2 separate regions of the Homo sapiens genome follow, and region 1 is linked to region 2. Evidence: read pairs that join two places in POLR2A ChIA-PET (ENCODE). Cell type or tissue: OCI-LY7. All regions are shown on one strand. Each heading gives the region's core, and the rest is flanking DNA. Links, peaks and the distances in the headings are about the cores only.

Region 1 (12,652 bases), core at 5,286-9,285, 110 kb after region 2:
GTGATACTCAATGAAGTCTGAGAACCACTGCTCTAGAAACTTTCACAAGGTTATGAGAAGAGATAAGGAGAACTCGACTGAGAAAAACTTCAGGGTGGAAAAAGAAAAAAACTGTAACAGGAGATGAAAAATATAAGAGGATGCCTTTCATAAATGTTGCAGCTCAACTCACTGACCTGATAGAAGAGTGCGCTAAATCCTCATCAGTGCCAATTGCTCTAAGCACATAAGAGGGCTCCAGGGATGCAGAGGTGCAGGCACTGAGGAGAGAGACACGAACCTTGTTCAGTTCATCATCAACGTCTACTTTTAGTCACAAACCCTCAGTCTTGTTCCCATCCCCCAGGGCCCTGGAGTCATACCCTGGAGAAAACAAGAGACCTTCTAATCTGGCAGAACTAAAGGACCTGATGCTCCCCTGCACATCCTAGGATGTGTGAACCTAGCTCCTCTGGCCCCCATGGTGGATGACTTCCTTAAGCAAGGACGCTGGCAAAGTGTGACAGAGCATGATACCACATGGGTTTGACAAGAAGACGCAGCAGAGGACCATGTGCTCACTTCCCCAGGACGTAATGCACCATCTGCACCAGCCTGAAGGGCAGCCAAACACTTAGTGGCCTTTGGAGCATCTTCAATTCTAGAGGCCTGTAACAGAACTGCTAGTGTAACCCACAACAGACACATACATCCCCTGGGACGATAAAAGGCACAAAATTCTACCCCAGGAAGTCTTCCTAGGGTGGTAAACTTCAGTCTGTACCCAGCTACCCAGCCAACCAAAAAAAGAGAGGCACTTACAAAATGACCTTTACCCTTAATCAAGAGGTCTTGTGCCTATCATCTCCACACTGGGAAGTTTAATAGCCTGTATGACTCTTCTAAGTGGCCCTGCCGCAGGCCCTGTCTATGCCGTCCAGCTCACCTCCCTGAGGATAAGGCAACGTCCTTCAGTGCCATCAGCAGACTTTCCCCTTCCACATATGCAAAGGAGAGGTTGATACAGCCTGGAGGAAAGAAATACTGTGAGAGAGGTCTCAGAGTCTCAGCCTCTACCAGAATGAGGATAGAAAGAGCAAGTCCATACCGGGATAATGGTGCTTAGGGTCCCCATTCATCACCACATCTGGAAGGCTCTTCATTATATTCTGTATCAGCCGCTCTGACAACTTTGAGATTCGCTTGTGGTCATACTAAGGAGCAGGCAAGGAAGGATTAGGCAGTAACCATTAACCAGCTCAGAAAGACAGTTTGAGAAGCCCTTCTCCTATAACTGGAAGTGACTATGTATCAGCCCCACCTATCATCCTATGTACTCATGGGGACCACTGTATCTCCAGTACTGAGCATAGTGCCTGGTATGCAAAAGGCGCTTGATAACTGGACACAGGGTTCATTTACTTATCCAGAAATAAATGAGCTGATAACTACTAAAAGGCCATGGGTTTTGAAGCCCATAATGTCTCCCTCAGAACAAGGTGCCAGCAGCACCAGGACAAGGAAGAGTTTTCTTAAGCCCTCTCTCCCTGCAGAGATCTGCCTCAGTCATGCTGAGAAGCCTCTAAATAGGAGACCCAGCACAGGGGAAGAAGTTGTGGGAGGGAACTGCTCTCCCCATACCTCCATCTCTTGCTGTGCCACCTCACACGCAGCCCCCAGCCCCACCACTAAGGGTGTGGGCACTGTCCCAGACCGCATACCCCGCTCCTGCCCCCCTCCACTCTGCAGGGCCTCCACACGCACACGGGGCCGGCGACGGATGTAGATGGCACCAACCCCTGGGAAACAAAATTTGTTACAAAAAACAGAAAGAGAGAAAAGTAGATAAAACAAAATATTTCTTTCCAAAGGGATCAAAATATTACTTCAACTTTTCTGTAAGCATGAAATTTTTCTAAATAAAAAACGTTAAGGAAAAGAAGAAACAGCAGTAAAAGCATAGTATTTAGTAAAATATTTAACATCTGGAAGATAAATGCCAGAAGGAGTAATGATCAAAATGGTTTAAAGTAGCTCCCTATGCTATATGAAATGCCATCATACATTACAGTATTATTCATAATAGCAAAAATACTGGGAACAACTTAGATGTCCATCATCAGGGTAATGGTCAAATAGATTATGGCATGTCCATACAATGAAATACCAAGCAGGTGTATAAAAGAATGAGGGGGCCGGGTGTGGTGGTTCACGCCTATAATCCCAACTGTGGGAGGTCAAGGCGGGCGGATCACCTGAGATCAGAAGTTAGAAACCAGCCTGGTCAACATGGTGAAACCCTCTCTCTACTAAAAATACAAAGATTAGCCAAGCGTGGTAGCAGGCACATGTAATCCCAGCTACTCAGGAGGCTGAGACATGAGATGAACCCAGGTGGTAGAGGTTGCAGTGAGCTGAGATCAAGCCACTGCACTCCAGCCTGAGTGATGGAGCAAGACTCTGTCTCCCAAAAAAAAAAAAAAAAAAAAGAAGAAGCTTGTTCTGAACTGACACCATAAAATCTCCAAGATACATTGTTACAAAACTGGTGAAATCCAAAAAAAAGTCTGTACTTTAGCTTGAAAAAACAAAGATGTATTGGCCGGGCGCAGTGGCTCACGCCTGTAATACCAGCACTTTGGGAGGCTGAGGTGGGTGGATCACCTGAGTTCGGGAGTTTGAGACCAGCCTGACCAACATGGAGAAACCCCTTCTCCACTAAAAATACAAAATTAGCCAGGCATGGTGGCACATGCCTGTAATCCCAGCTACTAGGGAGGCTGAGGCAGAAGAATTGCTTGAACTCGGGAAGCAGAGGTTGCAGTGAGCTGAGATGGCACCATTGCACTCCAGCCTGGGCAACAAGAGCAAAACTCCGTCTAAAAAAAAAAAATGTATTATGGGCTGGACACGGTGGCTCACACCTGTAATCCCAGTGCTTTGGGCAGCCGAGGCGGACAGATCATGAAATCAGGAGTTCGAGACCAGCCTGACCAACATGGTGAAACCCCGTAATTATTAAAAATACAAAAATTAGCTGGGCGTGGTGGCACGCACCTGTAATCCCAGCTACTCAGGAGGCTGAGGCAGGAGAATCGCCTGAACTTGGGAGCCACAGGTTGCAGTGAGCCAAGATTGTGCCACTGCACTCCAGCCTAGTGACAGAGCAAGACTCTGTCTAAAAAAAAAAAGATGTACCATTAGGTGAAAAATGAAAGATTGAAACAGTGAGTACAGTATGCTATCATCTGGATAAAAAAGAAAGCTGGAGGAGAAGTATATATTTGTTTGTAAACACATAGGATAATTGTAGAAAAACCCAAGAAATTGCCTCCCAATAACCAGAGAAAATCAGAAAAAAAAAAAAAAAAAAAAAAAAAAACCAAGAAAGAAATTACCTCCCCAGAAGGGAACTGCATAGCTGGAGGTCAGAGGTGAGAGGCAGACTTTTGTCTGTGCCTTTTTTTTCCCTTTTTTTTTGAGACAAGAGTCTTGCTCTGTTGCCCAGACTGGAGTGCAATGGCACGGTCTCAGCTCACCGCAACCTCCACCTTCCCGGTTAAAGTGATTCACCTGCCTCAGCCTCCTGATTAGCTGGGATTACAGGCACCCGCCACCACGCATGGCTAATTTTTGTATTTTTAGTACAGACGGGGTTTCACCATGTTGGACAGGCTGGTCTCAAATTCCTGGCCTCATGATCTGCCCGCCTCGGCCTCCCAAAGTGCTGCAATTACAGGCGTGTGCCACTGCACCTGGCTGTCTGTGCACTTTTTTGTAGCTTTTGAATTTTGAATCACATGAATATTACTTTTTCAAAATAAAATTTAAATTTAAAAACAATTTGGTGGAGCACGGTGGCTCATGACTACAATCCCAGCATTCTGGGAGGCCAAGGAAGGAGAATCACTTGAGACCAGAAGTTTGGGACCAGCCTGAGAAACACAGTGAGACCCCGTGTCTACAAAAAAAAAAATTAAAACTTAGCTGGGCATGGTGGCATGCACTTATAGTCCCAGCTACTCTGGAGGCTAAGGCAGGAGGATCACTTGAGCCTAGGAGGTCGAGGCTGCAGTGAGCTATGATCGTGCCACTCACTCCACTCCAGGCTGGGCAACAGACTGAGACCTTGACTCAAAAAAACAAAAAACTTAAAAATGCGTATAACCTGTGACTAAACAAGCCGAATTACAGAAATTTTGTGCCAAAATATGAGCATGAGCATGCAAAGTTATTCACCAAGTAATCAGGGCTTCTGAATAGAATTGGCACTTGACAGTTCTCCCACACAGAAAAACTGTTTATGCTGAGAATGGAGGTACTATAAAAATTAAGGCAGTGGTTTCCAAATCGATTATGAAGGACACCAGATTTTAAATAATAAGCTGGGTGCAGTGGGTCATGCCTGTAATCCCAGCACTTTGGGAGACTGAGGCGGGAGGGTTGCTTGAGGTCAGGAATTCAAGCCTGAGTAACATAGTGAAACCTCTATCTCTACAAAAACTGTTTTAAAAATTAGCCAGGCATTGGGCCGGGCACGGGATTACGCCTGTAATTCCGGCACTTTGGGAGGCCAAGGGTGGGTGGATCACCTGAGGTCAGGAGTTCGAGACCAGCCTGGCCAACATAGTGAAACCCTGTCTCTACTAAAAATACAAAAATTAGGCCGGGTGTGGTGGCTCACACCTGTATTCCCAGCACCTTGGGAGGCCGAGGCGGGCAGATCATGAGGTCAGGAGATCAAAACCATCCTGGCTAACACAGTGAAACCCCGTCTCTACAAAAATACAAAAAAAAAAAAATTAGCCGGGCGTGGTGGCAAGCGCCTGTAGTCCCAGCTGCTTGGGACGCTGAGGCAGGAGAATGTCGTGAACCCTGGAGGCGGAGCTTGCAGTGAGCCAAGATCACGCCACTGTACTCCAGGCTGGGTGACAGAGCGAGACTCCGTCTCAAAAAATAAAATAAAATACAAAAATTAGCCAGGCGTGGTGGCAGGCACCTGTAATCCCAGCTACTTGGGAGGCTGAGGCAGGAGAATCGCTTGAACCCGGGAGGCGGAGGTTGCAGTGAGCCGAGATCTCACCATTGCACTCCAGCCTGGGGGACAAGAGCGAGACTTTGTCTCAAAAAAAAAAAAAAAAAAAATTAGCCAGGCATGGCCGGGCACAGTGGGCCTATAATCCCAGCTACTCAGGAGGATGAGAGAGGAGAATCCCTTCAACCTGGGAGGCAGAGGTTGCAGCGAGCCGAGATCACACCACTGCACTCCAGCCTGGGCGTCAGAGTAAGACTTTGTCTCAAAAAAAAAAATTAGGCGTGTTGGTGCACACCTGTAGTGCTAGTTACTGGTGAGGCTGGGGTAGGAGGGTTGCTTGAGCCCAGGAGATTGAAGCTGTGGCAAGGTAGGATAGCACCACTGCACTCCAGCCTGAGCAACAGAGTGAGACCTTGTCCCTATAAAACAAATGAATAAAATAATGTATTAAACTGTATTTATTAAGAATTATTTCATTTCTCCATTTAAAAAAATTCAAGAATCTTATACTATCTGAGTCTAAACAGTTCCCAAATTCAAACAGCAAGTGCTCAAATACCATGTCTGAACAGTGAAGAATGCCACATTATCTAAATCTATTTAGATTCTGGACTTGGAAAGCAGGAGGTTGGATAATGAGGGACACCTGTACACATGTAAGTGTTGATCAGAGCTTCTGATCAATGAGTTCATTGGTTTTTTGTTTTTAAAATTTTTGTGAGTACACAGGAGGTATATATATTATGGAGTTCATGAGATTTTTTTTGTTTTTGAGAGGGAGTCTCGCCTGTCGCCCAGGCAGTGGTGTGATCTCGGCTCACTGCAACCTCTGGCTCCTGGGTTCAAACGATTCTCCTGCCTCAGTCTCCTGAGTAGCTGGGATTAAAGGCACATGCCACCACACCCGGCTAATTTTTTTATTTTTAGTAGAGACGGGGGTTCACCATGTTGATCAGGCTGGTCTTGAACTCCTGACCTCGTGATCCGCCCGCCTTGGCTTCCCAAAGTGCTGGGATTACAGGTGTAAGCCACCGTGCCCAGCCCATGAGATGTTTTAATACAGGCATATAATGTGAAATAGGCACATGATGAAGAATGGGGTATCCAGCCTGAGTTCATTGGTTTTTATCAAAAAGACTTATCTACAATAAAAGCCAATAAAAGCAACATTTTATTAAAAGACAGAACGCTTACTGGGCTTTTTGAAATAATAACTCACAAAAAACACTCTACAACCTCTGGGAACCCTTAGAAGACGCCATCTTCCATAATTCCAGAAGCTATTACACCTACTTCCACAAGGTATACACCCAGATAACACACCCTGCAGACATAAAAAGGGTACCAGCACAGACATCAACCCAAAAAAGGCCCTCACTTGAGAAAGAGGAGTTATATTTTATATTTATATTTTATGGTTACCTTCACAAAACAGAGGACAACAGTCTATTCCCAAGGGTTAAGGGAAAGAGGCATAACTCAAGCTTGAACACATTCCAATAGGACCATAGGGAACAAACATGTATCCTTGAGAGACTAACAGGATAACAGACTATGAAGTCTTCTAAGAATAAACACAAAGATAGCTGGGCTTGGTGGCTCACATCTATAATCCCAGCACTTTGGGAGGCCGAGACGGGCGGATCACGAGGTCAGGAGATCAAGACCATCCTGGCTAACATGGTGAAACCCCGTCTCTACTAAAAATACAAAAAAATTAGCCGGGCGTAGTGGCAGGCGCCTGTAGTCCCAGCTACTCGGCAGGCTGAGGCAGAAGAATGGCGTGAACCAGGGAGGTGGAGCTTGCAGTGAACCGAGATGGCGCCACTGCACTCCAGCCTGGGCGACTGAGCGAGACTCCGTCTCAAGAAAAAAAAAAAGAACACAAAGAGATGTCAAATCCCATGCAATCTTCCCCTGAGCTATAGCAAGACACTGGGAATGAGGGACTCAAATAGTTGCTCTGCACATCATAGTGGGGAAAACAAGATAGCTGGGCCTATCTAGATAAATTTGATTTGACAAAACCCATTTTTCCTCAACCAAATTAAGATCTACATGCTTGCTAAGGATTTGTTAAAGAGAGCAAGAAAGAATGGCCTGATGTATAGTAACTGCTAAGGTCTACAAACAAGCAAGTGTTTCTGGCTATTGCTAAATGACATTTGCATTCTACAAGGGACTCTGAATGTACAACTTCCTCTGAGAGCAACAGTAGTCCCAAATGACTGTGACAAACATCTATCAAAGGTCTTGCTGGAAGGTACAGAGAGAAGGAACTCTAGAAGGGGCTGGTACCTTTGGGACCGTAGATTTTGTGACCACTAATGCTCATGAGATCAATTTTCATGTCATTGACATCAAGTGGGATTTTTCCAACAGCCTGGGCTGCATCAGTATGGAAATATACCTTTCTGGAACTGCAAATCCGCCCTGAGGAAACAGAGGGGAAGACCCACAGCACAATGTTGGAAAGTCATCTGTCAGAGTCCCACAGTGCACTGTGAATTATCTCCAATAGTAAATGACCTGTAAATATTAAACTCCTCCCCTCCCTCCTTCTACCCCTTCTCCTTCCTCTTTTCCTTCCCTCCTCCCCCTTCCCCCTTCCTCCCTCTCTGTGTCTCAGTAGCTTCCCTTCTTTAGAATAAAAAAGATGAAGGGCAAAGCACCAGATCGAAACACTCGTGATATTCTTATGCATACAATTCTCACCACCTCATTAACACCAGCCTTTCAAAATGTCAGATTACTTTCTAGATCCCTTTTGATTAAAAAACAAACAAAACAAAATAAAAAAAAAAAAACAAGATTAACAGATCTTTGTGCTAATGTGCCTAAAGAAATTACAGGGCGATCTCTATGTGGGGAGAATAGAGATGTTCTAAAAGGAAAAAGAGTAGCAGGCTTTTTTGTTTTGTGGTTGGTTTTGGCAGCAACTGCAATAAAATTAAAAACCATAAAAGGTGCTAGACCTGGCCGGGAGCAGTGGCTCACGCCTGTAATCCCAGCACTTTGGGAGGCCAAGGCAGACGGATCACCTGAGGTTAGGAGTTCAAGACCAGCCTGGCCAACATGGCAAAACCTCATCTCTACTAAAAATACAAAAATTAGCCAGGCATAGTGGTACACACCTGTAGTCCCAGCTACTCAAGAGGCTGAGGCGGTAGGATCATTTGAACCCAGAGTGAGGAGGTTGCAGGGAGCTGAGATCACACCACTGCACTCCAGCCTAGGTGACAGAGTGATACTCTGTCTCAATGAAAAAAAAAATGGTAATAGACCTGGATTCAAATACTGCCTATGACACTTCCAATGTCCTTGAACAAAGTACTTAGGCTTTCCCTTGATTTCCTAACTACACTCCATAGAGTATTACAGCTCTCAGTATACTACCTCATACAGAGCCCCATGGTGGGCAGGGATCAGGGATAAGCCATGATACTCACCTATTTCTGCAATAGGCTGCTTCACTCCAATCTCATTGTTCACAGTCATGACTGACACCAGGCTAGTATCTGGCTGGATAGCAGCCTCTAGTTCCTAGGGATATGCAGGAGTAAGGTGACTAGATAGTACAAACAAAGTCCTCCTAAATCAGAATATAGGCAAACTTAGTCATGAAAAGGAGTCTTATACTACATACCTATCTGAATAGTTAACTAAAAACAGTGACAACACAAAATGTTGGTGAGGATGCACAGACTCTGAATGGTTCATACATTGTTAGTGGGAATGTAAATATCACAGCCACTTTGGAAAACAGTTTGACAGTTTCTGTTTCTCATCAAACTAAACATGAAATTACCATAGAACCCAGTAACTGTACACTTGGGCATTTATCCCAGAGAAATGAAAATTAAATTCACAAAACATCTTACACAAATGTTCACAATAACTTTATTCGTAATACCAAAAACCTAGAAACTACCCAGATTCCTTCAACAGACGATTTTCGTACATCCATAACATGGACTACTACTTATCAATCAAAAGGAACAAACTACTGGCACACGCAGCAGTGAATGAATTCCCAAAGACTTATGATTAGTGAAAAAAGCCAATAAAGGCCGGGCGCAATGGCTCACGCCTGTAATCCCAGCACTTTGGGAGGCTGAGGTTGGTGGGTGTCCTGAGATCGGAAGTTCGAGACCAGCCTGGCGAACAAGGAGAAACCCTGTCTCTACTAAAAATACAAAAATTAGCTGGGCCTGGTGGCACACACCTGTAGCCCCAGCCACTTCGGAGGTTGAGGCAGGAGAAATGCTTAAATCCAGGTTGCAGTAAGCTGAGATTGCACCACTGCAATCCAGCCTGGGTGACAGAGTGAGACTCTGCCTCAAAAAAAAAAAAAGAAAGGCCAGGTATGGTGGCTCACGCCTGTAATCCCAGCACTTTGGGAGGCTGAGGCAGGCGGATCGCAAGGTCAGGAGATCAAGACCATCCTGGCTAACACAGTGAAACCCTGTCTCTACTAAAAATACAAAAAATTAGCTGGGTGTGGTGGCAGGCACCGGTAGTCCCAGCTACTTGGGAGACTGAGGCAGGGGAATGGCGTGAACCTGGGAGGCGGAGCTTGCAGTGAGCGGAGATCACACCACTGCACTCCAGCCTGGGCAACAGAACAAGATTCCATCTCAAAAAACAAAACAAAACAAAACAAAAAAACAAAAACAAAAATAAAAAAGCCAATCCCAGAAGGTTACATACTGTATGATTCCATCCACATGACAGTATGAAATGACAAAATTAAAGAAACTGCCAGCCGGGTGTGGTGGCTCACGAATGTAATCCCAGGACTTTGGGAGGCGGAGGCGGGTGGATCAGAAGGTCAGAAGTTCAAGACCAGCCTGGCCAAGATGGTGAAACCCCGTCTCTACTAAAAATACAAAAATTAGCCGGGCGCAGTGGCAGGCACCTGTAATCCCAGCTACTTGAGAGGCTGAGGCAGGAGAATCGCTTGAACCCGGGGGGCAGAGGTTGCAGTGAGCTGAGATCAAGCCACTGCACTCCAGCCTGGGCAACAGAGTGAGACTCCGTCTCAAAAAAATTTAAAAAAAGGCCAGGCACGGTGGCTCACACCTGTAATCCAAGCACTTTGGGAGGCTGAGGCGGGCGTATCACAAAGTCAAGAGATCGAGACCATCCTGGCTAACATGGTGAAACCTTGTCTCTACTAAAAATACAAAACATTAGCCAGGCATGGTGGCACGCGCCCTGTAGTCCCAAGCTACTAGGGAGGCTGAGGCAGGAGAATCGCTTGAACCTGGGAGGCAGAGGTTGCAGTGAGCCGAGATTGCACCACTGCACTCCATGCACTCCAGCCTGGGCAACAGAGTGAGACTCCATCTCAAAAAAAAAAAAAAAAAAAAAAGAAAGAAAGAAATTGCTGGGTATGGTGGCTCACACCTGGGTATGGTGGCTCACGCCTGTAATCCCAGCACTTCGGCAGATCACCTGAGGTCAGGAGTTCGAGACCAGCCTGGCCAACATGGTGAAAGCACTGCTCTACTAAAAATACAAAAATACCTGGGCATGGCGGCAGGTGCCTGTAATCCCAGCTACTCGGGAGGCTGAGGTAGGAGAATTGCTTGACCTCGGGAGGCAGAGGTTGCAGTGAGCCAACACTGTGCCATTGCACTCCAGCTGGGGCGACCAGAGCAAAACTCTGTCTCAAAAATAAAATAGGCTGTGTGTGGTGACTCACGCCTGTAATCCCAGCACTTTGGGAGGCCGAGGCGGGCGGATCACAAGGTCAGGAGAGCGAGACCATACTGCCTAACACAGTGAAACCCCATCTCTAAAAATACAAAAAATTAGCCAGGCGTGGTGGCGGGCGCCTATAGTTCCAGCTACTTGGGGAAGGGGCTGAGGCAGGAGAATGGCGTGAACCTGGGAGGCGGAGGTTGCAGTGAGCAGAGATCGCGCCACTGCACTCCAGCCTGGGAGACAGAGCAAGACTCCATCTCAAATAAATAAAATAAAATAAAATAAAATAAAATAAAATAAAATAAAATAAAATAAAATAAGGGCCGGGCATGGTGGCTCACGCCTGGAATCCCAGCACTTTGGAAGGCTGAAATAGGTGGATCATTTGAGGTCAGGAGTTTGGACCAGCCCAGCCAACATGGTGAAACCCTGTCTCTACTAAAAATACAAAAATCAGTGGAGCATGGTGGCAGACACCTGTAATCCAAGCTACTTAGGAGGCTGAGGCAGGAGAATCATTTGAACCCAGGTGGCAGAGGTTGCAATGAGCCAAGTTCACACCACTGCACTCCAGCCTGTGTGACAGAGCAAGACTCCCATCTCAATAAAAAATAAATAAAAAATAAATAAATATAGCTGGGGATGGTGGCTCATACCTACAATCCTAGCACTTTGGGAGGCTGAGGTCAGAGGACAGCTTGAGCCAAGGAGTTTGAGACCAGCCTTGCAACATAGGGAGACCCTGTCTCTTTTTTCTTCAGATGGAGTCTTGCTCTGTTTCCCAAGGTGGAGTGCAGTGGCGGGGTCTCACTCACTGCAACCTCCGCCTCCCAGGTTCAAGTGGTTCTCCTACCTCAGCCTCCTGAGTAGCCGAGATTATGGGCAGACACCACCACACCCGGCTAATTTTTGTATTTTTAGTAGAGACGGGGTTTTACCATGTTGGCCAGGCTAGTCTCGAACTCCTGACTTCAGGTGATCCACCCACCTTGGCCCCCAAAGTGCTGGGATTATAGGCATGAGCCACAGCACCTGGCCAAGGGAGACCCTGTCTCTACAAAAAGAAAAAAGAAAAAAATTAGCTGGGCATCATAGCCTGCGCCTATAGTTCCAGCTACTCAGGAAGGAGGCTGAGGTGGGAGGATCATTTGAGCCTAGGAGGTCAAGGCTGCTGTAAGCCTTGGTGGTTCCAGAGCAAGTTCCTCTCTCATTCATAAATAAATATATAGCCAGGTGTGGTGGCACACATCTCTAGTTCTAGCTGCTTAGGATGCATAGGCACAAGAATCGCTTGAACTTAGAAGGCGGAGACTGCAGTGAGCCGAGGTCATGTCACTGCACTCCAGCCTGGGCAACAGAGCAAGACCATGTCTCATAAAAAAAAATTATATATTATATATATAAAATATTTTATATATATATATATAGCAGCCGGGCGCAGTGGCTCACGCCTGTAATCCCAGCATTTTGAGAGGCCGAGACAGGCGGATCACCTGAGGTCAGGCACTTGAGACCAGCCTGACCAACATGGTGAAACCCCATCTCTACTAAAAATACAAAATTAGCCAGGTGTGGTAGCGCATGCCTATAATCCCAGCTACTGAGGAGGCTAAGTCAGGAGAATTGCTTGAACCCGGGAGGCGGAGGTTGCGATGAGCTGAGATCGCGCCACTGCACTCCAGCCTGGGCAACAAGAGCGAAATTCAGTACCCCCCCGCAAAAAAAAAAAAAAAAGAAACACAGGGGTAAAACTCCATGACCTTGGATTTCAAAATGAATTCTTTCTTTATTTTTTTTTTGAGATGGAGTCTTGCTTTTGTCACCCAGGCTAGAGTGCAATGGCACGATCTCGGCTCACTGCAACCTCCGCCTCCTGGGTTCAAGCAATTCTGCTGCCTCACCCTCCCAAGTAGCTGGGATTACAGGCGC
Region 2 (12,652 bases), core at 5,584-9,583:
GTCCACTTTGGCTCTTTGGGGGAATCTCACACTCACCAATAAAGACTGTTTTCTCCCTAATACCCAAGAACCTCGTCCTTACTCAACCAAATTCACATCTACTTGCTGAAGAAATGGGTTATTTTGGGGAGCACACAAGACTGGGCCCCCTGTACCTTGTTCTACCGACATCTTGCTTGAACAGAAAGGGGCTGATACCTGGGGGCAGGGTCTCCGGTGGTGTCAGGAAGACTTTGCTGCCCACCTTGACAGCACCGGCTCGGTATTCAGGGGCAGGGAGGCCACAGCGTTGGCACAGCCCCGCCAGGATCTGCGAAGGCCAGAATGCATCACGCCAGGCATTGTAACCATCTCTACAGGCAGAAAAAGAAGATGCGTCAGCTGGGGCTGGTGTAGGGACACAGCTGGGCCTGGGGCAGTGATGACGTCATGAAGACATGAGGTCTAGGTTCAAAACTCCCAACGGGAGACAGGTTAGTCCTCATTTATGATAACAATGAATGAAAAAAATGTAGTCCAGGTGCTTCCATTAAGAAGATACTGATCTTATTACCTCTGTTTTGCAGATGAGAAAACAGACTTGAAGAGGTTAAGTGGGCCTGGCATGGTGGCTCACACCTGTAATCCCAGCACTTTGGGAGGCAGAGGTGGGTGGATCACTTGAGGTCAGGGGTTCAAGACCAGCCTGGACAACATGGTGAAACCCTGTCTCTACTAAAAATATAAAAATTAGCTGGACATGGGGGCCCACGCCTGTAATCCCAGCTACTGGGGAGGCTGAGGCAGGAGAATCGCTTGAACCCAGGAGGTGGAGGTTGCAGTCAGCCGAGATCGTGCCACTGCACTCCAACCTGGGAGACAGAGCGAGACTGTTTCATAAAAAAAGAAAGCGGTCAAGTGACATTCGTTACAGGATCCCGACTCCCAAGCCCAAGTCTTGACCACTGAGCTATGTCTTGGTTGGCAGTGGCGGTGGGTGGGAGGGTCCCCTTCCATGAAATCATAGGATCTGGAGAACACAAAAGGGAATGTGAGCTTGAATGTGTTTGGCCAGAAACTCAGAATGGCTCCTGTGGGCCCTGCTGGACCCACACTTCATACTGGGAGGCCAGCCCACAGTTTGCTCTGTGGTGGCTATAGAATCGGTTTTCCAGATCAATGTGGGTCTCCCCGATGAGGTCGTCAGAACCCACGAGGTCATGATCAAATACGGCGACCGTCAGCTCCGTCTCAGCTGGGAGAGAGATGCTTAGCTCCAGGATCCTGGCAAGGAGGGAGAGGGACTGAGGTCACTTCCATGCTCCAGGAGGTGGTCTGGGGAGGAGGCGGGTGTGTCAGCATCCCCTGTCCATTCCCTTGCCATTCCTAGGCCAGCTGCCACAAGGCCACAGGGCTGGATGCTCCTGCAGCTACCCCGTTTCCACCCCACAGGGCCCAGCCTCACTCTCCAAAGATGGGGTTGAGCTGCTTGGGGATGTAGCGTTCCTTGGTGTCCTGCCGCTCCCGGCCAGCGCTCACCACCACGTAAGGGTCTGCTTTGCCATTGGGGTCTGCAGGAGCCAGGTTGGTAGCCTAGGGGAACAGCATGGAGTGGAACTGAGAGAAATGTCATTATGATAACCCAAGGTTACCTTTGTAGGACCTAATTTCCCATTGGGTGAAAGCAGGAAGTTATCAAGGAGAGATCTCCCACTGTGAGGAGCTAATGGAGAGGTTGGACAAGATGACTTTTATTTTCAATTAGTTATGAAATAGTTAAGTCATACAAATAGGTATAACAAAAAGTGTAATGAAACAAAATATTTTGAAAGATGTATAACGGACTTACTATTCAACTCATAACTTTCTATATGGTTTGACTTATTTTTTAATTTATGAATTTTTTTAATAGAGATGAGGGTCTCACTATGTTGCCCAGGCTGGTCTCAAACTCCTGGGCCGGGCGCAGTGGCTCACACCTGTAATCCCAGCACTTTGGAAGGCCAAGGCAGGTGGATTATTTGCAGTGAGGAGTTTGAGACCAGCCTGGCCATCATGGAAAACCCCATCTCTACTAAAAATACAAAACTTAGCCAGGCGTGGTGGCGCACACCTGTAGTCCCAGCTACTCAGGAGGCTGAGGCAGGAGAATGGCGTGAACCCGGGAGGCGGAACTTGCAGTGAGCCGAGATTGCGCCACTGCACTCCAGCCTGGGCGACAGAGCGAGACTCCGTCTCAAAAAAAAAAAAAAAAAAAGAAAGAAAGAAAGAAAGAAATTACATCCTGTGTAGTTTTTTTCCCCCCCTTTTTATAGAGACAGGGGTCTCACACTACATTGCCAAGGCTGGTGTTGAACTCCCGGCCTCAAATGATTTTCCCACCTCAGCCTCCCAAAGTCCTGGGATTACACAGTGTGAGCCTCTGCACCTCCAGCCCTGTGTAGTTTCTTGACTGAAAGTTGTTGGGTGATTTTTTCAATTGTTGTTTGCCTAAAGAGGTCTTTCATTTTTTTCTCTCTTGAATGAGTGTTTCCTGGGACACACAATTCAAGGGTGATAGTTATTTTTCTCTCAGTGCTTTGAAGATATTATTCTATTTTTCTTCCAGCACTTTTGGTTGCTGTAGAGAAGTTGATGGGCTGACTGTCATTCCATTGTGGTAATCTGTACTTTCTCTATGATGATCTTTACATCTTTTTAATTTAGAGATTGGGTCTTGTTCTGTTGCCCAGGCTGGTCTCGAGAACTCCTGGCATCAAGCAGTCCTCCCACCTCAGCCTTCTGAGTAGCTGGGGTTACAGGCATGAGCCACTGTGCCAACTTGATTTTTTTTTGGTATTTATATTTTCCATAGCACTTATGCTTTCTTCTTTTTTTTTTTTTTTTTTTTCCCTGAGACAGAGTCTCGCTCTGTTGCCCAGGTTGGAATGCAATGGCATGATCTCGGCTCACTGCAACCTCTACCTCCCAGGTTCAAGGGATTCTCCTGCCTCAGCCTCCCGAGTAGCTGGGATTACAGGCACATGCCACCACACCTGGCTAATTTTTGTATTATTAGTAGAGAACGGATTTCACCATGCTGGCCAGGCTGGTCTCAAACTCCTGACCTCAGGTGATCCGCCTGGCTCAGCCTCCCAAAGTGCTGGGATTACAGGCGTGAGTTATCACGCCTGGCCACACTTATGCCTCTCTAACGCACTGAAACATTTACTTATTTTGTTAATGTTTGTTTCTCCTACTAGAATGCAGTCTTCATAAAGGCAAAGCTTTTTTTCTCCTTGTGATTACATATTAATTTTATTCTTTGAAATCTCTTTCTTCTCTTGTCCTGTCCAAATCCTACTTAGAGATACTCAGTCAAGCCTTAATTTCCTGTGCTGGCTCGGCTCAGTGGTTCATGGCTATAATCCTAGTACTTTGGGAGGCTAAGACAGGCAGGAGCTCAGGAGTTCGAGACCAGCTTGGGCAACATGGTGAAATCCTGTCTCTACTAAAAAATAGAAAAAATTAGCTGGGTGTGGTGGCATGCGCCTGTAGTCCCAGCTACTTGTGGGGGCTGAGGTGGGAGGATCGCTTGAGCCTGGGAGGTCAAGGCTGCAGGGAGCCGTGATCATGCCACTGCACCCCACCCTGGGCAACAGAGTGAGACCCTGTCTCAAAAAAAAAAAAACCCGCGAATTTACTGCAGAGACAGTAATAAAGGAGTATGGTAGTGGCATAAACATAGATCAGTAGAATAGAACTGAGAGTCCAGAAAGAAATCCACATATCTATGGTCAATTGATCTTCAACAAGGGTACCTAGACCATTCAATGGGAAAAGAACCATCTCTCCAACAGATGGAGCTGAGACAACTGGACAGTCACATACAAAAGTATGAGGTCAGACCCTCACCTCACACTAGATACAAAAACTAACCCCAAATGGATCACAGACTTAAACATGAGAGTCAAAACTCAAACTCACAGCAGAAAACAGGCAAAAGTCTTCATGACCTTGGATTTTGCAAAGGTTTCTTAGCTATAACCAAAAAGCACAGTCAATAAAAGAAATAAAAATAGACTTCATCAAAATTAAAATCTCTTTTGCTTTAAAGGACACTATCAATAGAGTGAAAAGACAACGTAGAAAGTGAGAAAATATTTGCAAGCCATATAAAAATCTAGTAGCCAGAATATACAAAGAACTCCTACAACTCAACAACAAAACAACAATCTAATTTTAAAACGGACAAAGGACTTTAGACATGTCTCCAAGATATACAAAGTTCTAAAAACCACATGAAGACTGTTCAGTGTCATTAGGAAACAAATCAAAACCACAATTAGATACCACTTTATACCCACTAAGATGATCTTAATTTTTTCTTTTTCTTTTTTTTTTTTTTTTGAGTCAGAGACTCGCTCTGTCACCCAGGCTGGAGCGCAGTGGCGCGGTCTCGGCTCACTGCAACCTCTGACTCCAGGGTTCAAGCGATTCTCCTGCCTCAGCCTCCTGAGTAGCTGAGATTACAGGCGCCTGCCACCACGCCCGGCTAATTTTTTGTATTTTTAGTAGAGACTGGGTTTCACCATGTTGGCCAGGCTGGTCTCGAACTCCTGACCTCGTGATCCGCCCACCTCAGCCTCCCAAGGTGCTGGGATTACAAGCATGAGCCACTGCGCCTGGCCTGACATTCATTTTTTTAAAAGGACAATAAAGGCTAGGAGCAGTGGCTCATGCCTGTAATCCCTGCACTTTAGGAGGCCTAGGCGGGTGGATCACCTGAGGTCAGGAGTTTGAGACCAGCCTGGCCAACATGGCGAAACCCTGTCTCTACTAAAAATATAAAAATCAGCCAGGCGTGGTGGCGAGCGCCTGTAATTCCAGCTACTTGGGAGGCTGGGGCAGGAGAATCGCTTGAGCCCAGGAGGAAAGGGTTGCAGTGAGCCAAGATAGCACCACTACACTCCAGCCTGGGTGACAGAGCGAGACTCTGTCTCAAAAAAAAAAAAAAAAAAAAAGAAAATGTAAGTTATATTCTGGCACTCCTTTGCTCAGAACCTTCCTATGGCTTCCCATGTAATTCAGAATAAAGTGAATAACAAAACCCAACATGATCTGCTTTCTCTGCCCATCACTGCTCCATTTCCTCTGAAGCCTTAATTCCTAAAACCTGTTCATTTATCCTGCCTGCTACGGCCACAAGGGGCCCCTTGTTGTTTGTCACACACGAGTCATGGTTCTACCTGATGGCCTCTGTACCAGCTGTTCTGCCTGGAATGCTTTCTCCCTCAGGTAGCCACCTGGATAACTCCTTGGCCCCCTCCTAGTGTGTATTTAAGAGACAGGGTCTCTCTCTGTCACCCAGGCTGAACTGCAGTGGTGGCATCACAGCTCACTATAGCCTCAACCTCCCAAGCTCAAACAATCCTCCCATCTCAGCCTTCCTAGTAGCTGGGACTACAGGTGGAAGCCACTGTGCCCAACTCTAGTATTTGTTTAAATAACACTTTCTCAGCCGGGCATGGTGGCTCATTCCTGTAATCCAGCATTTTGTAGTTCGAGACCAGCCTGGGCAACATAGCAAGACCTCGTCTCTACCAAAAAAAAAAAAAAAGTCTTATTGAGGTCTATCAACTCCGACCATCCATTTGCAACCCACCCCCAGCACTCCCCCATCCCTTTATCCTGACATATTTTCTCCACAGCACTTATAATTTTCTAACATATAAATAAGATATATAACTTTTTTTTGTTTTGAGATGGAGTTTCGCTCTTGTCGCCCAGGCTGGAGTGCAGTGGTGTGGTCTCAGCTCACTGCAACCTCTGCCTCCTGGGTTAAAGCAATTCTCCTTCCTCAGCCTCTTGAGTAGCTGGGACTACAGGCATGTGCCACCAGGCCTGGCTAATTTTTGTATTTTTAGTAGAGACGGGTTTTGTATGTTTAGTAGAGACAGGAGTTCGGGCTGATCTCGAACTCCTGACCTCAGGTGATCTGCCCCCTCCTCAGACTCCCAAAGTGCTGGGATTACAGGCGTGAGCCACCATGCCCAGCCCGTAAGCTATATAATTTACTTATTGATTATGGTTATTGTTCATCTCTTTTCACTAGAATGTAAAGTTCACGAGGGCACTGATTTTCATCTGTTTTACTCACTGCTTTTTATCACCAGTACCCAGAACACTGCCTAGTACCTCATAAAAAATGCAAGAAAGGCCGGGCACGGTGGCTCACACCTCTAATCCCAGCACTTTGGGAGGCCAAGGCGGGCAGATCACCTGAGGTCGGGAGTTTGAGACCAGCCTGACCAACATGGAGAAACCCTGTCTCTACTAAAAATACAAAATTAGCTGGGTGTGGTGGTGCATGCCTGTAAACCCCAGCTTGAGGCAGGAGAATCGCTTGAACCCAGGAGGCGGAGGTTGCAGTGAGCCGAAATTGCGCCATTGCACTCCAGCCTGGGCAACAAGAGCGAAACTCCGTCTCAAAAAAAAAAAAAAAAGAAAAAAAAATGCAAGAAATACCTGTGGAATAAATGTTTGTGAGTGAAACTGGCCTAGAATTATACTTTCTCATGTCATTCTTCTCAGGTTTTGCATCAACATTATGCCACCCTCATGGAATTAACTGGGGTATTTCTTTTTATATTCTCTGAAATGGTTTGTGTAAGATTAAAATTGTTTCATCCATAACTGGTGGAAACTGCTGCTGAGACCATTTGGTCTGGAGTTTCTGACACAATTTCTTTTAATACTTATAGTACTATTCAGGTTTTCTGGCCAGGTATGGTGGCTCATGGCTGTAATCCCAGCACTTTGGGAAGCCGAGGTGGGTGGATCACTTGAGGCCAGGAGTTCAAGACCAGCCTGGCCAACATGGCAAAACCCTGTCTCTACTAAAAAATAGAAAAATCAGCCAGGCGTGGATGCAGGCACCTGTAATCCCAGCTACTCAGGTAGCTGAGGCAGGAGAATTGCTTGAACCTAGGAGGTGGAGGATGCAGTAAGCCAAGATTGCACCACTGCACTCCAGCCTGGGCGACAGAGCAAGACTATCTCAAAAATAAGTAAGTTTTCTTCCTTTTTTTCTGGCACACTGCATCCTCAGTGGCTCAAGCAATCCTCCCACCTCAGCCTCCTGAGTAGCTGGGACAACAAGCAGGAACCACCACGTCCAGGTAATTTTTATTTTGTTTTTATTTTTTATTTTTTTTTTTGAGACAGAGTCTAGCTCTGTCGCCCAGGTTGGAGTGCAGTGGCATGATCTCAGCTCACTGCAACTTCTGCCTCCCAGGTTCAAGCAATTCTCGTGCCTCAGCCTCCCTAGTAGCTGGGACTACGCACATGCCACCATGCCCTGCTAATTTCTGTATTTTTAGTAGAGCATTGGGGTCTTACCATGGTGGCCAGGCTGGTCTCAAACTCCTGACCTCAGGTAATCTGCCCACCTTGGCCTCCCAAAGTGCTGGGATTACAGAGGTGAGCCACTGCACCTGGCCTAACTTTTAAATTTTTTTGTAGAGATAGGGTCTCAGCCGGGCACAGTGGCTCATGCCCGTAATCCCAGCACTTTGGGGGGCCAAGGGGGGGGCGCGGATCATGAGGTCAAGAGTTCAAGACCAGCCTGACCAACATGGAGAAACCCTGTCTCTACTAAAAATACAAAAAATTAGCTGGATGTGGTGGCAGGCGCCTGTAATCCCAGCCACTCGGGAGGCTGAGGCAAGAGAATTGCTTGAACCCAGGAGGCGGAGGTTGCAGTGAGCCGAGACTGTGCCACAGCACTCCAGCTGGGGCAACAGAGTGAGACTGTGTCTAAAGAAGAAAAAAAAAGTGGACGTTGTAGTGAAGGGATTGGGAGGAGATTCGTGGATGTAATGAAGATACAGCTTAGACTACAGGCTGTATCTATTTTACAGGGGAGAGCCAAAGGATAAGACAGCTGGGAGGAGCTCTCCTGGGGTTAAAACAAATATCAAACACTAACCTCAGAAAGTATTCATTGGAAAGAGCCACCATTTGATTAGATTTATTTGTAGAGGATTTTATGCTCCCAGGATACTACTGCAAATGACAGAGCAATAAGTAGAGCTTAACTGGGTGTGGTCAGGGAAAAGAATGCAAGAGGGCCCTACCAGTACCACTGTCATCCTAGGGTGACAGTGGTATATCCAAAGCTGCACCTGCCAGAGTAGCAACATCAGTGATCTAACACAGGGGATGGGAAATAGACTTTGCTAAAATAATCCAGCCAGTCACTAAACAAATAAACAAGCAAATAACAAGAAACCTCAGTACCCAGAGTTGCTATCATATATTATCTAAATGCTGTTTCCAACAAAAAATTATGAGGCCTGCAAAGAAATAGAAAAATTATTTTTCCATCCACCCCCCAAAAAATGCCCGTGAGAGCAACACAATGTTGAACTTAACAGGAAAGTATGTATGTGTGTGTGTGTGTATGTATGTATGTATGTATGTATGTATCTATCTATCTATCTATCTATATATATATATATATATATTTTTTTTTTTTTTTTTTTTTTTTTTTTGAGACGGAGTCTTGCTCTGTCGCCCAGGCCGGAGTGCAGTGGCACAATCTCGGCTCACTACAAGCTCCGCCTCCTGGGTTCAGGCCATTCTCCCGCCTCAGCCTCCCGAGTAGCTGGGACTACAGTGCCCACCAGCATGCCCAGCTAATTTTTTGTATTTTTAGTAGAGATGGGGTTTCACCATGTTAGCCAGGATGGTCTCGATCTCCTGACCTCATGATCTGCCTGCCTCGGCCTCCCAAGTGCTGGGATTACAGGCGTGAGCCACTGCGCCCGGCCGACTGGAAAGTATTTCAAAGTAGCCAGTGTAAACATGTTCACAGAACTGAAGGCAAGCTTGATTAGAGAAGTAAAGGAAGGTATGATGATAACGTTGCATCAAATAGAGAATATCAATAAAGAGATATACATTTTTTTTTTTGTTTTTGAGAGAATCTCACTCTGTCACCCAGGCTCGAGTGCAGTGGTGTGATCTCAGCTCACTGCAACTTCTGCCTCCCAGGTTCAAGCAATTCTCCTGCCTCAGCCTCCCAAGTAGCTGGGACTACTGGCACATGCCACCACACCCAGCTAATTTTTTGTATTTTTTTTAGTAGAGACGGGGTTTCACCGTGTTAGCCAGGATGGTCTCGTCTCCTGACCTCATGATCCACCCGCCTCAGCCCCCCAAAGTGCTGGGATTACAGGCATGAGCCACCACACCCAGCCAAGCCATACATTTTTTTAAAAAGAACCAAATGAAAATTCTTGAGTTGAAAAGTACAATAACTAAAATTTAAAATTCACTAGAGAGGCTCAATAGTAGATTTGAACAGAAGAAAGAATTGGCAAACTTGAAGCTAGATCAAAAGCGATTATGTAAGCTGAAGAACAGAGAGAAAAGAGAAAAAAGAAAAATGAAATAGAGCCTCAAACAAATGTGGAACACCATTAAGTACACCAACACACGTATAATGGGAGCATTAGGAGGAGACAGAGAGCTGGGTGCAGTGGCTCACGCCTGTAATGAGGCAGGCGGATCATTTGAGGTCAAAACTTTGAGACCAGCCTGGCCAACATGGTGAATGAAACCCCATCTCTAAAATTAGCCAGGCATGGTGGTGTGTGCCTATAGTCCCAGCTATTCCGGAGGCTGAGGTGGGAGAATCACTTGAACCCAGGAGGTGGAGGTTGCAGTGAGCTGAGATTGTGCCATTGCAGTCCAGCCTGGGCAACAAGAGTAAGACTCCATCTCAAAACAACAACAAAAAAAGAAGGCAGGCTGGGCACGGTGGCTCACACCTGTAATCCCAGCACTTTGGGAGGCCCAGGCGGGCGGATCACCGGAGGTCGGGAGTTTGAGACCAGCCTGACCAACATGGAGAAACTCTGTCTCTACTAAAAATACAAAATTAGCAGGATATGGTGGCACATGCCTGCAGTCCCAGCTGCTTGGGAAGCTGAGGCAGGAGAATCCTTTGAACCTGGGAGGCAGAGGTTGCAGTGAGCCAAGACAGTGCCATTGCACTCCAACCTGGGCAACAAGAGCGAAACTCCGTCTCAAAAAAAAAAAAAAAAAAGAGCTAGAGAGAGAGAAAAGAAGAAAAAAGAAAGTCTGAATATCCAATACTATCATTACTTTTGTTGTTGTTGAGACAGAATCTTGCTCTTGTTGCCCAGGCTGGAGTGCAATGGCACAATCCTGGCTCACTGCAACCCCCACCTCCCAGGTTCAAGCAATTCTCCTGCCTCAGCCTCCCAAGTAGCTGGGATTACAGGTGCCTGACACCACACCCAGCTAATTTTTGTATTTTTAATAGAGACAGGGTTTCACCATGTTGGCCAGGCTGGTCTTGGACCCCTGGCCTCAGACTCCCAAAGTGCTGGGATTACAGGCGAAAGCCACTGTGCCCAGCCTCATTACTTATTCTGTTGCCCCAATTTTTCAAGTCTTAACCATTAGGAGCTCCTTCAGGTTGGCTCCTGTGTTCATTCTTTCATCAAGCCCCCATCCTTTTTTGAGCACTTCCTTACTCCTGCCCCACAAGATGCTCCAGATTTGACTTATATTTTCCCAGTCCTAGTCCTGGAATCAACTCCAAGGAGTCCTTAATCCTTTTATTAAATAATGGTTTTTAGAAACCAAAATCTGGGCACCTGGTTTGCTCACTGCTACTAGGATGTTGTTGATTCTAGGCCTTCTCAGCAAACGGAGATAGCAAACATGAATAACATAATCCACATATATATACACATATCTATATTTCTGTATCTTTCCATCTGTGTATATTTAAAAACATGAGTTTATACAGATACTTCTGTTTCTGATCTAATACCACAGCATTCATTTAATCCCCTTTCCTTATCTGTAACTTCTTTCTCCAACAGTAAGAAACCTGGTTCTCATTATCTACAATATAGTTTACTTATTCATGTATACCAGTATACACATAATATAGTTTCAGAATTGCTAACACATACTTCTAACTAGATGACAGCATTTATGTTCAGCTCTCTTTATCTTTAGTTTAGTTGGTTTTTTGTTTTGTTTTTGTTTTTTGTGACAAGCTCTCTCCCTGTCATCCAAGCTGGAGTGCAGTGGCACAAGCTTGGCTCACTGCAACCTCCTCCTCCCAGCTTCAAACAATGCTCCTGCCTCAGCCTCCAAAACAGCTGGGACTACAGGCACGTGCCACCATGCCCAGCTAATTTTTGTATTTTTAGTAGAGACGGGGTTCACCCTGTTAGCCAGGCTGGTCTCAAACTCCTGACCCTCAGGCGATCCACCCAATTTAGGCAATCCACCTGCCTCAGCCTCCTGAAGTGCTGGCATTACAGGCATGAGCCACCACACCCAGCCACATCCAGCTAGTTTTTTAATCTTTTGTAGAGATGGAGTCTCACTTTGTTGCCCAGGCTGGTCTTGACCTCCTGGGCTAAAGTGATCCTCCTGTCTTGGCCTCCCAAAGTGCTGGGATTACAGGTGTGAGCCACTGCACCAGGCCCATCTAGAGTTTTATAGAGCCCTGTCAAATTACTGTTTTCCAGAGTTACTTGGTTTTGTTCTTCACTTCCTTCAGTGTGGTTATATTGTTCATTTGTAATACAGTGAGGGTCATTTGTTAGTGTTTGTATTCCATGTTAGGTTTCCTCAACACTGTGATTGCTTTTAATTTTCTGTCTATTGTAGGGGCATGTGAAACACTGCTACAGTTCTAAGAGTCAGAGGTATACAAAAAGATCTACTTTGAGAAGTGTCATTTTTGTCCTCATTCTCGCAACCCTGACCCCTTTCCCCCTTTCGTTCCATCCCTTTGCCACTCACTTTCTTTTTTGTTTTTTTTTTTTGGAGACGGAGTCTCGCTCCGTCACCCAGGCTGGAGCGTGGTGGCGCAATCTTGGCTTACTGCAACCTCCGCCTCCTGGGTTCAAGTGATTCTCCTGCCTCAGCCTCCCGAGTAGCTGGGACTACAAGCATGAGCCACTATGCTCAGCTAATTTTTGTATTTTTAGTAGAGATGGGGTTTCACCATGTTGGTTGGCCAGAATGGTCTCGATCTCTTGACCTCGTGATCCACCCGCCTCGGCCTCCCAAAGTGCTGGGATTACAGGCGTGAGCCACCACAACCGGCTCCGAGATATCTTTAAGAATACTTCAAGGCCCTGCTGAACTCAGTATGAAAACTGCACCAATGGACAAAGTTGGACAAAGGTATTTGGTAACAAGCCTTCTGAAGCCTGAGATTCAGCCCTGTTCTCATCCTAGAATTATACGTGCCATTCTACAGGACTAGAACTACAAACAGGGGTCAGGAGACCAACTCCCAATTCTGGTTCTGCCATGAACATGCTTTATAACCCTAGGGGATCTCCTAAATTTGTGGATTCAATTTCTCACCTGAAAAATGAAGAACTTGAACTCTGTGATCACGAGGTTCCTCCCAAAGCCTTCCTTCTGTAGGTTTTGTGTACATTACCTTAGCTATAGTTGGAGGCGTGCCAGGGCTATGGAGACTCACCTTTACAACATACACTCTGACCAGGAGCTTGATGGGCCGGTTCTGTGGGATCCCCCGGGAGATCTGGGGCTCAGAGAACAACACTGCCTCTGATTCAGGGTAAATGAGGAAGGAGCCCTGAGTTGGGGGGAGACAGAAAAA

What was found. ChIA-PET counts read pairs that join two places held together with the same protein. Peaks named below come from ENCODE experiments on the same cell type or tissue, not always from the same donor. Only the 100,000 strongest peaks of a DNase experiment are listed, where the experiment ranks them.
Region 1: POLR2A ChIA-PET joins it to region 2 with 9 read pairs; 3 of 35 experiments call an interaction of 5 or more read pairs at or near these places.

What each region holds. Positions count from the first base shown.
Region 1 is chr20:35,673,425-35,686,076 of GRCh38, forward strand. It overlaps NFS1 (NFS1 cysteine desulfurase), which reads right to left. Exons shown (of 13, transcript NM_021100.5): 6 at 8,464-8,557; 7 at 7,313-7,447; 8 at 1,621-1,778; 9 at 1,088-1,193; 10 at 926-1,007; 11 at 177-260. Among named protein-coding and RNA genes, the nearest start is that of RBM12, 15 kb to the left of the region's middle. In OCI-LY7, for the core only: no CTCF peak of the experiment used is centred there; no DNase peak of the experiment used is centred there; H3K27ac peaks cover 391 bases.
Region 2 is chr20:35,563,656-35,576,307 of GRCh38, forward strand. It overlaps the pseudogene FER1L4. Among named protein-coding and RNA genes, the nearest start is that of ERGIC3, 28 kb to the left of the region's middle. In OCI-LY7, for the core only: no CTCF peak of the experiment used is centred there; no DNase peak of the experiment used is centred there.